2 separate regions of the Homo sapiens genome follow, and region 1 is linked to region 2. A link is an interaction called in ENCODE POLR2A ChIA-PET data of the cell type or tissue named here. Cell type or tissue: PC-3. All regions are shown on one strand.

Region 1 (5,000 bases), 80 kb before region 2:
AGGAAGAAGATTAACACCACCCGACTTGTATTCTGAAAGGATTACTCTGGTTGCTATATGAAAAACAGACTTTAGGCATGGGGAAACAGTAGAAGAAAAGATACTGTTTAGGAGGGAAACACAAGAGCCCAGGTAAAATACCATGACAGCTTGTGCTAGGAAGACAGCAGCAGTGATGATGAGAGTTCCTGGGATTCAGGACGCAGTTTTAAAAGTAAAGCCAACAGGATTCGCTAATAAATTCAATACAGGTTATGAAAGAAAGTCAGTGATGATTCACTGCATTGTTTCTGGCCTGGAAAACTGGGTGAATGGAGGTTAAGTTTTAAGACTTAGAAACTCTTACTAAATTACCTAATTCAGCTCTTCACATATAACATAAATGATGCGAATGTAAAACTGAAAAAGCAAAAGTAGGGATTGCTTTTTCTACTCACCATTTGCAGATTGTATCATGTTTCCAGATTTCTGGACTTCATCAAATTTTGTAAAAATTACATTCAACCTGTATGAAAGAAAAATGTAAACAAACTATTAACCATCACTGCTCATAGCCAATTATATTAAAATGCTAATGTGAAGTTGATCCCCACTCCCCATCAAAAAAAACAATGGTACAGACCCACCTAGTAACAAAACAGTGACTCAATCAATAACATTAACAATAGCCAACAATAACTGAGCACTTACTATGGGTAAAGAATGGGCCTAGAAGTCTATCTGAAAGATCTCATTTAATCTCCTTGAGGTGACACAGGTGTGGGGTGGAGATTCTAGCCCTGAGAGTAGTAATCCAGAGCCCCTGCTCTCTGACATTACTGACTACTCTACACAAAATGTGTATCTTATGAGAAGTGTGTGTTTCTCCTCTTTCTTTCTTAGCGCAGACTATCAATAACTTGGGATGGAGCTTTTCAAAATGCACTAATAGTACGTTACAAAGGCTTGTGCTTATTGCTGTGATTCATGCTTAATCCAAAAATGCTATAAATGATTTCTCTAGAAACAAATGCTGTGACTGGATAATCTTCAGCTTAAAAAAAAATCTGTATTACATTTATTTTCTATTAATGGATCATTTCACCTTGGCATTTAAATTAAAGCAAAATTCCTTAACCAGTCTAAATATTCCATCCTAGTGACACCAAAAATGAAAGGAAAAGGTGGGAGAATGCAATCATAATTAGTAGAAAAAGTTAAGAAAAAAGAGGCTTTCTTGAGCCGGGCATGGTGGCTCATTACTGTAATCCCAGCACTTTGGGAGGCTGAAGCAGGTGGATCGCCTGAGGTCAGGAGTTTGAGACCAGCCTGGCCAACATAGTGAAATCCCATCTCTACTAAAAATACAAAAAATTAGCTGGGTGTGGTGGTGGGTGCCTGTAATCCCAGCTGCTAGGGAGGCTGAGGCAGGAGAATTGCTTGAACCCGGGAGACAGAGGCTGCAATGAGCCGAGACCGTGCCACTGCACTCCAGCCTGGGCAACAAGAGCGAAACTCCGTCTCAAAAAAAAAAAAAGAAAGAAAAAAGAGGCTTTCTCACAGGTATACTGGAGTAAGTGTTGAGATTCCAAAGCAATGTATCTGTGCATTCAATTTTAGGGACATTTTAAGTGCTTTTTAACACACCATCCTATCCTGCCAGCTCTCATCATTTCAAATATGTTTGCCTTTTCTTCTCAAGCGAATGGAAGCTCCTTAGGGGTAGAGATGTGAGCTACATTCTTTTGGTATTTGTACCAAACACTATGTATGCCATGCAGACACTCACTCAGGAGAGTTACATCACTATGTTAGACAGCTGGAACCTAACTCCTCACTCTGGAAAACTGTAGGTATTCACACAAGCTCTGGTGTTAGTTCATTCATTTGTTCATTCACTCAAAAATACTTGAGTGCCCATTATGTGCCCAACACCGAGCTAGTGAGTTCTTACCCTCTGGAGCTTATGCTCTAAGTAACAGAGAGGACAAAATTACACATCAGCAAATGAGGGGGATGAACCAGCCTGATGCACTGCCTCCCCCCATTCCATAGGAGACACCAACAATCTTTTCAAGCCATCTTTCCACCAAGCCCAGATGTTCCCTCAGAATCCTTCTCAAAACTATTCCAGGCAGCCACTACCCATTCGTTAAAGCTGGCACTGAATAAAACTCCAATTGCCACCTCAGGACCAGATATGAATAAAACTATAACTCACTTTCAAATCCAGCAGTTACTAAAGAACTGGAAAGATGCCTTACATGATTGTGTTTCTTATGATGTTTCCATTATCTTCCCTTTTTAAAAGTAACAAAGATCTCCAATGGCTTGACAAACTCATAAATAATATCATGACACCGGTTGCCAGGGCATGCCCTCACTAAGGCACTACTTGATTGTGTCACAACCACACCCTCTGATGTGAGCATGTCTGCAAGTCTGCAAGTTAGAGCCAAGGTATACCTCTAGTCTGGCTGTTCCTGAAATTACTGGAAGAAGGCAAGTATTTCTTTCATTCCTGGGAGAGTATTCACCATTCTAAATGGTAATTGTGTACGAGTCTGCAGATTCTTTCTCAGTGGTGAGGCATTCTCACTGTGGTCACATTACCCACGACCTGGCAAGCCTGAACAACTAGGTATGAGAACACTATAAACATAACTATTACTAGTATGTCCACCTTAATTCAGAATTCCCTCCGCTTTTACTCTCCTGCCTCACTAGCTCCCTCATTCTCTGCTCATTAATGCTGCTACAACAGCTCCTATCAAGGTTACCACCTAAAGAGACAGTCTAACACCAACAAAGCATCCTTAGGAATGAAAGGACTGGTTTTTGTTTGCTAGCTCTGAGCACAAAAATATAAAATGTCTCTCTTGGGACCTACTGATTCACACAAATCTAAAAGGATGAGTTTTATATATTCAAAGACATTGAATACATAACTAATGATTACCCTCTGAGGCCACTAAATTGTTTTATTTTAAATCTCTGGATTTCCATTTAAAATAAATTTCTTTACTGGTTTGACAACCACCATCTTCCTCTATTTTTTCTGAATTTAAATTTCCATATTAAACTCTTCAATCCAATTAGAATTTATTTTACTATAAGATTTAGTTCAAATTAGTTCCTTCCTAGAAAATTTTATATATAAATTTTAAATAATTTCCTGGAAGCAAATACTTAATCACGGCAATCTCAGTCAATAAGCTGCATCCATATACTCAGAGCTTCTAGCATGAAAAAGAGAAATCAACATAAACACATACTTAAAAATCCAAACTTGGAGGACAGAAGAGATTTTAAAGAGAAAGAAAAAGTTTTTTTAAAAATGTCATTAGTGCTTCCAAAGAGATAAGAGAAAATATTGTGATCATAAAACAGGAGAGTAGCACTTTAAAATGGCAGAATAAGGACCCTTGAAAATCTGCTTCAAAGAAGCAAAGAAAACATTGGCAAAAACCGTCCAAATCAACTTATCATCATGGCAAGTGTGAAAACCAGCAGCCTGGCAGCCACTAGAAAGAGCTGAAGTTCCCAAGTCTGGAGCTCCCTAAAAGTCCCCATTCCCAAAGAACTATCATTCCACCTATCTGGCACATCCCTGCAAGCCCAGTTGCAGGGCTTGTCTTTATCTGACCTGACTTAGAGCTTGTTCAATGTTAGAGGCCTTTTCCCTGAGGCGATGATCAAAACTAACCAGTGACAACTGTTCAACATGGCGGATACCCAAGACAGAAATAACAACTGGGGCAAAGAAGCTGACCAAAAATAGGAAAAAAAAAAGGTGGGGGGAAGGAGGGGTAGAAATTGAGATGTCCACAGCAAACTTTGAAAACACTGACATACTCCTGGGAACCTGGGAGGTCACGTATATGTGCAAGGCTGTGCACATGCACAGGCCCAGGAAAGACCCCTGAAGCCTCTAATGTCCCCACTGGCTGACTTTGACACTCTGAACAAGCAGGAAGTAAAAAGGAAGACAGAGGTGCAAAACACCTTTCAGAGCACTGAAAGCATGCCCCCAAAACACAGAGCCAGTCAGTAGAGGCTGGGAGACTTACTGGTTCAACATGTTTAAGGAAATCTCTGTTCAATCATTAGCTCACCGCTAAGCTAACCAACCAGAGAATTCAGTGGCAACATATAACAAAGAACAAAGACTTTAAGGAATTCTTTCAGGAAAGTCACTAGAACAAAATAAGCAACAAAAACAATAAAAAGCAACAACAAAAAATCTGGGGAGGGGAAAGAATATGATTTCCTGAGTTGCCACAATATATTATTTCAAGTGTCCAGTTTCAACAACAAATGATGAGACAAAGAAACAAGAAAATATGGCCCATACAAAGGAAATAAAAATCAGTCAACAAAAACTATTTTTAAGGACACCTATACATTGCCTTAACTCAATGAAGACTTCAAGTCAACTAATATAAATATGTCGAAAGATCTAAAGAAAACTATTTCTGAAGAATTAAAGTGTAAGAACAATGTCTCACCAAATAGAGAAAAACAACAAACAGAAAGAATATATTTAAAAGAACCATACAGAAATTCTGGAGATGAAAAATACAATAACTGAAATTAAAAATTCACCAGGAGGAGTTCAACAGATTTGAGCTGAGACAAGAAGGAATCAACAAATTTGAAGATCAGTCAAATGATACCATATCCTACCTAAGTAACAGAAACAAACAAAAACAATGAACAGAGTCTAAGAGATCATCTTACAAAACCAATGTACCAACATAGTCACATAACAGAAGTCCCAGGAAAACAGAAAAAAGAAAAGGAGATACGGTACTTTTCAAAGGACTTTTTGGGTCAGATACTTTGCCCTAGTTGTTATCGTTGCCTCAGGCATCTACCACGTTGAAAAATTATCAAAAAAAGATATATGAAGAATAATGGCTAAAAACTTCACAAATTTGATATAAAACAATCTATATATTTAACAAGCTACTCCAAACAGGATAAACTTAAAGAGATCCAAATCTAGACACAATAACCAA
Region 2 (5,000 bases):
AGACAGAAAGATGGATGGATGGATGAATGGATGGAAGGAAGGAAGGAAAAGAGAGAAAAAGAAGGGGGGAAGGAGGAAGAGAGAGAAAGAAAGATACATGTTTTTGGAAGGAAGGAAAGAAGGGAGGGAGAAAGAAAGAGAGGAGAGAGAGAAAGAAAGACAGAAAGAAAGGCAGAAAAGAGGGAAAGACAGAAAGGAACAAAGACAGGAAGACAGAAAGCAGGGAGGGAGGGAAGAGAAAAGGAAAGGGAAAGGGAAAGGGGAAGGGAGAGAGAGGGAGAGAGAGGGAGAAAGTCTTCTTCCTAAACTGGCTCTAAGGTAGTCAAAATTATTCTTCTGGCTGTTAAAATGCTAGTCCACCTAAAATCCTTACACCTTCAAAAGGTGTTTTTCTTTTCTTTCTTTCTTTCTTCCTTTTTTTTTTTTTAACTGAGACAGAGTCTTGCTCTGTCGCCCTGGCTGGAGTACAGTGGCGCGATCTCAGCTCTCTGCAACCTCTGCCTCCCAGGTTCAAAGCAATGCTCTTGCCTCAGCTTCCCAAGCAGCTGGGACTACAGGTGCCTGCCACCACACCTGGCTAATTTTTGTATTTTTAGTAGATACGGGGTTTCACCATGTTGGCAAGGCTGGCCTCAAACTCCTGACCTCAAGTGATCCACCCGCCTCAGCCTCCCAAAGTGCTAGCATTACAGGCATGAACCACCGTGCCCAGCCAAAGGTGTTTCACTTATTCATCTGCGAATACCAAGCCAGTGCCCAGTTACTATAAGGGACCGTTGTTGCTCTTCCAAGCATCTGCTGAACTTTTTCTTTTATTCCCTCCATTGAAAATTTAAATGTACCTACCCCCTACTATTAGTCCAGTAGGAAATCTAAGACTTGTTTTATTTTTCTTACCATACTCCCTAAACAATGTGATTACAAAGCAAAGTTATACCTATTAGCCAGAGGTTGCATGAAGGACCATTCAAATTCCAGTTAAATGCTATGTGGTTTAGAGACTATTACTTAACCCGGAGGAGTCCCAGAGCTAACTAACCTCTGGGAATTGTGATAAAATTGAAGAATAATGCATATATAAAAACCTGACACATAGCAGGAGATCAAATACATGGTGATTATCTTCATGATGTTCAGACCATTTCTTTTCTACAATCCCCACTGCCACTTATCCATTTTGGCAAAATATGCAAAGCAAACATTTCTAATTCACTCTTGACTTCACTCAAGCAAAATCATCTCCCTTTTTTCATAGCATGCCCATCAAGTACCCATATAGTACTTATCAAAGCTAGTACCTCCCCTTTCAAGTCCATTCCTGTTCTTGCTCATTTGTATTCTCTTTCGTTCTTCACTGCTATGGTGTGGATGTTTGTGTCCCCTCCAAAATTTATGTTGAAACTGCAACTTAGTGTGATAGCATCAAGAGTTGAGGCTTTGGGGAGGTGATTAAGTCATGAGGGCAGAGCTCTCATGAATGAGACTAACACTTTATGAAAGTGTTAGGGTCTTTTCTGAAATACCTTTATGTAAAAAATCGTGGGGAGGGCAGGTGGAGGAACTAGCTAGACGCTTTTTTGCCCTTCCACTCTTCTGCCATGTGAGGACACAGCGTTTGTCCCTTCCAGAGGATGCAGCAACAAGGTATCATCCTGGTAGCCAAGACCAGGCCCTCACCACTCAACCTACCAGCACCTTGACCTTAGACTTCCAGGCTCCAGAACTGTAAGAAATACATTTATTTTTTATTTTTGTGGAGATGGGCATCTTGCTTTCTTTGTTGCCCAGACTGGTCTCAAACTCCTGGGCTCAACTGATCTTCCCACCTCGGCCTCCCAAAGTGCTGGGATTACAGGCATGAGCCACTGCACCTGGCCAAATTTTTATTATTTATAAATCACCCAGTCTGTGGTTATTTGGTTACTGCAGCAGAAACAGACTAAGACGTTCTCTATGATCAGTTTTATGCTCTTTTGGATGCAATTTCTTCCAACACTGAAAAACTTGTAGGGCATTCCATTACTTAAACAGTCAAATAGCTGCTTACATGGCGACTTAAAGTCTCTCCCTTACTCCAGCCTGGGTGAGAATCAACTACCTGAAACTTAGACATGATCTAAGCCTGGTTTTTAAGGAAAGGTGGAGAGGGAGGCTAAATGCCTCCAGATGATTCTGATATGCCTCACAAAGAGATGACTGCTTATTTCCAGAATAGATTTAAAAAAAAATAAAAATGGTGGGGTATGTACCCCACAATTCTTTTTTTTTTCTGGAAACAGGGTCTCACTCTGTCACCCAGGTGGGAGTACACAATCCACTTTAGTACACATTTTGACACACTGAGAAACCTGGCCCAGTAGCCTTCACCCATTACAATGCAAAGACACTCAGCCAATGCACCCTCAACTAATGTCTCTTAAAATGACAAATAAACTGTTTATCCCTCTGTGGCCTCTCTACCACTGTTTGGCTGTTTGGGTACAATTTAAATCCATAACAGGTCATCAAAGGCAAGTAGTGATAGTGCTGTAATGCTGGATCAACCACAAAGAAACAAAAGAAGGCTATCACACTGGATGCTATAAAATGATCATAAAGCTAACAAGTACTTACTGTATGTCAGCACTTACGATACGTCAACCACTTTCTACACATGAACTCTTTTACCCTCACGACAACCCTATGGATCAACACTGTCCCCATTTTGCAGAAGAAAAACTATGGAGAGATTAAGAAACTTATCCAGTACCACACAGCTAGTGACGGAAGGTCTAAAGGGAGGAGTGTGAATTCTAACCCAAACAGTCTGGTCCCAGGTTAACTTTTCAATTATAAATTGCCTATTTTACATAGCTGGAGTCACCTTCAAATAAAAGAAGAGAAAGAAGAACACCAACTAGAAACTGACGAGGGGAAGCCCCAACATTACAAAATGCTTTCAAGACATCTCTGTAGCTTGAGAGCATTTGTCAGCAGGTTACAAAAAACAACAGATGGAATAGCCAGAGGTAGGTCATGATTTCAGAGGATGTGCAGGTACAGAAAGCAACTGCGAAGTGAGATTTAGAACACAGCTCCACAGAGACTAAGTATACTTGCTCTCCTTTGCCAGCGTTCCCATTTCTAGGACCGCATCCCCTGCCCTAAACAGGGTATATCTAATTTTGGAGATAGGAAAAAACAAAAAACAGATCAATTTTCCTTATAGAAAGCAATCAAGAGCTCAGTCTATAAAAATAAGTCTTTTGGCCAGGCATGGTGGCTACTGCCTTTATCCCAGCACTTTGGGAGGCCGAAGCGGGCAGATCACGAGGTCAAGAGATCGAGACCATCCTGGCCAACATGGTGAAACACCATCTCTACTAAAAATACAAAATTAGCTGGGCACGGTCGTGCGTACCTGTAGTCCCAGCTGCTCAGGAGACTGAGCCAGGAGAATCGCTTGAACCCAGGAGGCAGAGGCGGTTGCAGTGAGCCGAGATCGTGCCACAGCACTCCAGCCTGAGCAACAGAGCAAGACTCCATCTCAAAAAAAAAAAAAAAAAGTCTTTCAACCAAGATACTTAAGGTTTCTCAAGAGCACAGCTACTTGGGGGAAAAAATAGTGACTTCTGGATGGCTTCCCATTCTGCCACACTCAACCTGACCACTCTACTTGCTCCTTTAGTTAAAGATAACAGACATGGGCAGAAAGAAACAAACACATACATAATACAAACATAGCTGACATGTACTTTGACGTTTTTGAGGACCCTATTCTTTTTTTCTTTTTTTGAGACATAGTCTCCTTCTGTCATCCAGGCTGGAATGCAGTGGCATGATCTCGGCTCACTGCAACCTCAGCCTCCCAGTTCAAGCAATTCTCCTGCCTCAGCCACCCAAGTAGCTGGGATTCCAGGCACACGCCACCACGCCCAGCTAATTTTTGTATTTTTAATAGAGATGGGGTTTCACCGTGTTGGCCAGGCTGGTCTCAAATGCCTGACCTGAAGTGATCCACCCACCTCAGCTTCCCAAAGTGCTGGGATTACAGGAGTGAGACACTGCACCTAGCCCCTGTTCTTTAAAAAGAAAGAAAAATTTTAAATCCTAGATGTATTATTTAAAAATTTTCCAACAATAAAAAACTTACAAAGTAGTAATCCCTATAATTCTCTCCACCCCCCTTAAAAAATACACTATTAATAGTTTGGCATATGCCATACCAGATTTTTCTCTATGCGTTGGCATAAGGTTTTCTTAAACTAAACTATGTTCAATATGAATTTAAAAATAAAAAAAAAAAGACAACTGTCCTGAGTGTGCATGAATGTGTTTCCATTGTGTCCACATCCACCTGTGCTTTGGGGCCCTGTGAGCATAAATCCTCCTCCTTCATTGTATATGAAGAGCTGCACGTTGAAGCCCCTGAGGCCTAGGTTAGTAGCTACACTTAGCCCCCATGCAGTATGTACTGTGAAGCGCACTGCTTTCTCCCAGCTGCTCTGAGCATACTTTTCTCAAAGTAGCATGACCAAGCAAGTTGGCTGATCCTGGCTAAAATAAAGTATCCCAGGGAAGAAAGATGTGGTCTTAAGAGAATAGATCTGGGCTGGGCACAGTGGCTCACACCTGTAATCCCAACACTTTGGGAGGCCGAGGCGGGCGGATCACAAAGTCAGTAGTTCAAGACCAGCCTGGCCAGCATGGTGAAACCCTGTCTCAACTAAAAATATAAAAATTAGCCGGGCACAGTGGTGCGAGCCTGTAGTCCCAGCTACTTGGGAGGCTGAGGCAGGAGAATTGCCTGAACCTGGAAGGCGGAGGTTGCAGTGAGCTGAGATCACACCACTGCACTCCAGCCTGGGCAACGCGGCGAGACTCTGTTTCAAAAAAAGAAAAAAAAGGAAGAAGACAGAGAATAGATCAGAACCTTAAGGGGTAAGAGGTATGCAGGGAATCCTGCCCTCCCCCCATCCTTAGAACATCCCCCTGCCTGGATCCAGGGCAGGGCTGGAAAT

What was found. Peaks named below come from ENCODE experiments on the same cell type or tissue, not always from the same donor. Only the 100,000 strongest peaks of a DNase experiment are listed, where the experiment ranks them.
Region 1: POLR2A ChIA-PET joins it to region 2 with 5 read pairs; 2 of 35 experiments call an interaction of 5 or more read pairs at or near these places.

The regions. Positions count from the first base shown.
Region 1 is chr2:121,502,730-121,507,729 of GRCh38, forward strand. CLASP1 (cytoplasmic linker associated protein 1) reads right to left here. Exons shown (of 41, transcript NM_001395891.1): 8 at 438-505. Among named protein-coding and RNA genes, the nearest start is that of CLASP1-AS1, 25 kb to the right of the region's middle. In PC-3, no CTCF peak of the experiment used is centred here; a DNase peak (open chromatin) is centred at 2,492; H3K4me3 peaks cover 230 bases; H3K27ac peaks cover 2,240 bases.
Region 2 is chr2:121,582,372-121,587,371 of GRCh38, forward strand. The region is part of intron 2 of CLASP1 (cytoplasmic linker associated protein 1); the gene reads right to left. Among named protein-coding and RNA genes, the nearest start is that of RNU4ATAC, 54 kb to the left of the region's middle. In PC-3, no CTCF peak of the experiment used is centred here; no DNase peak of the experiment used is centred here.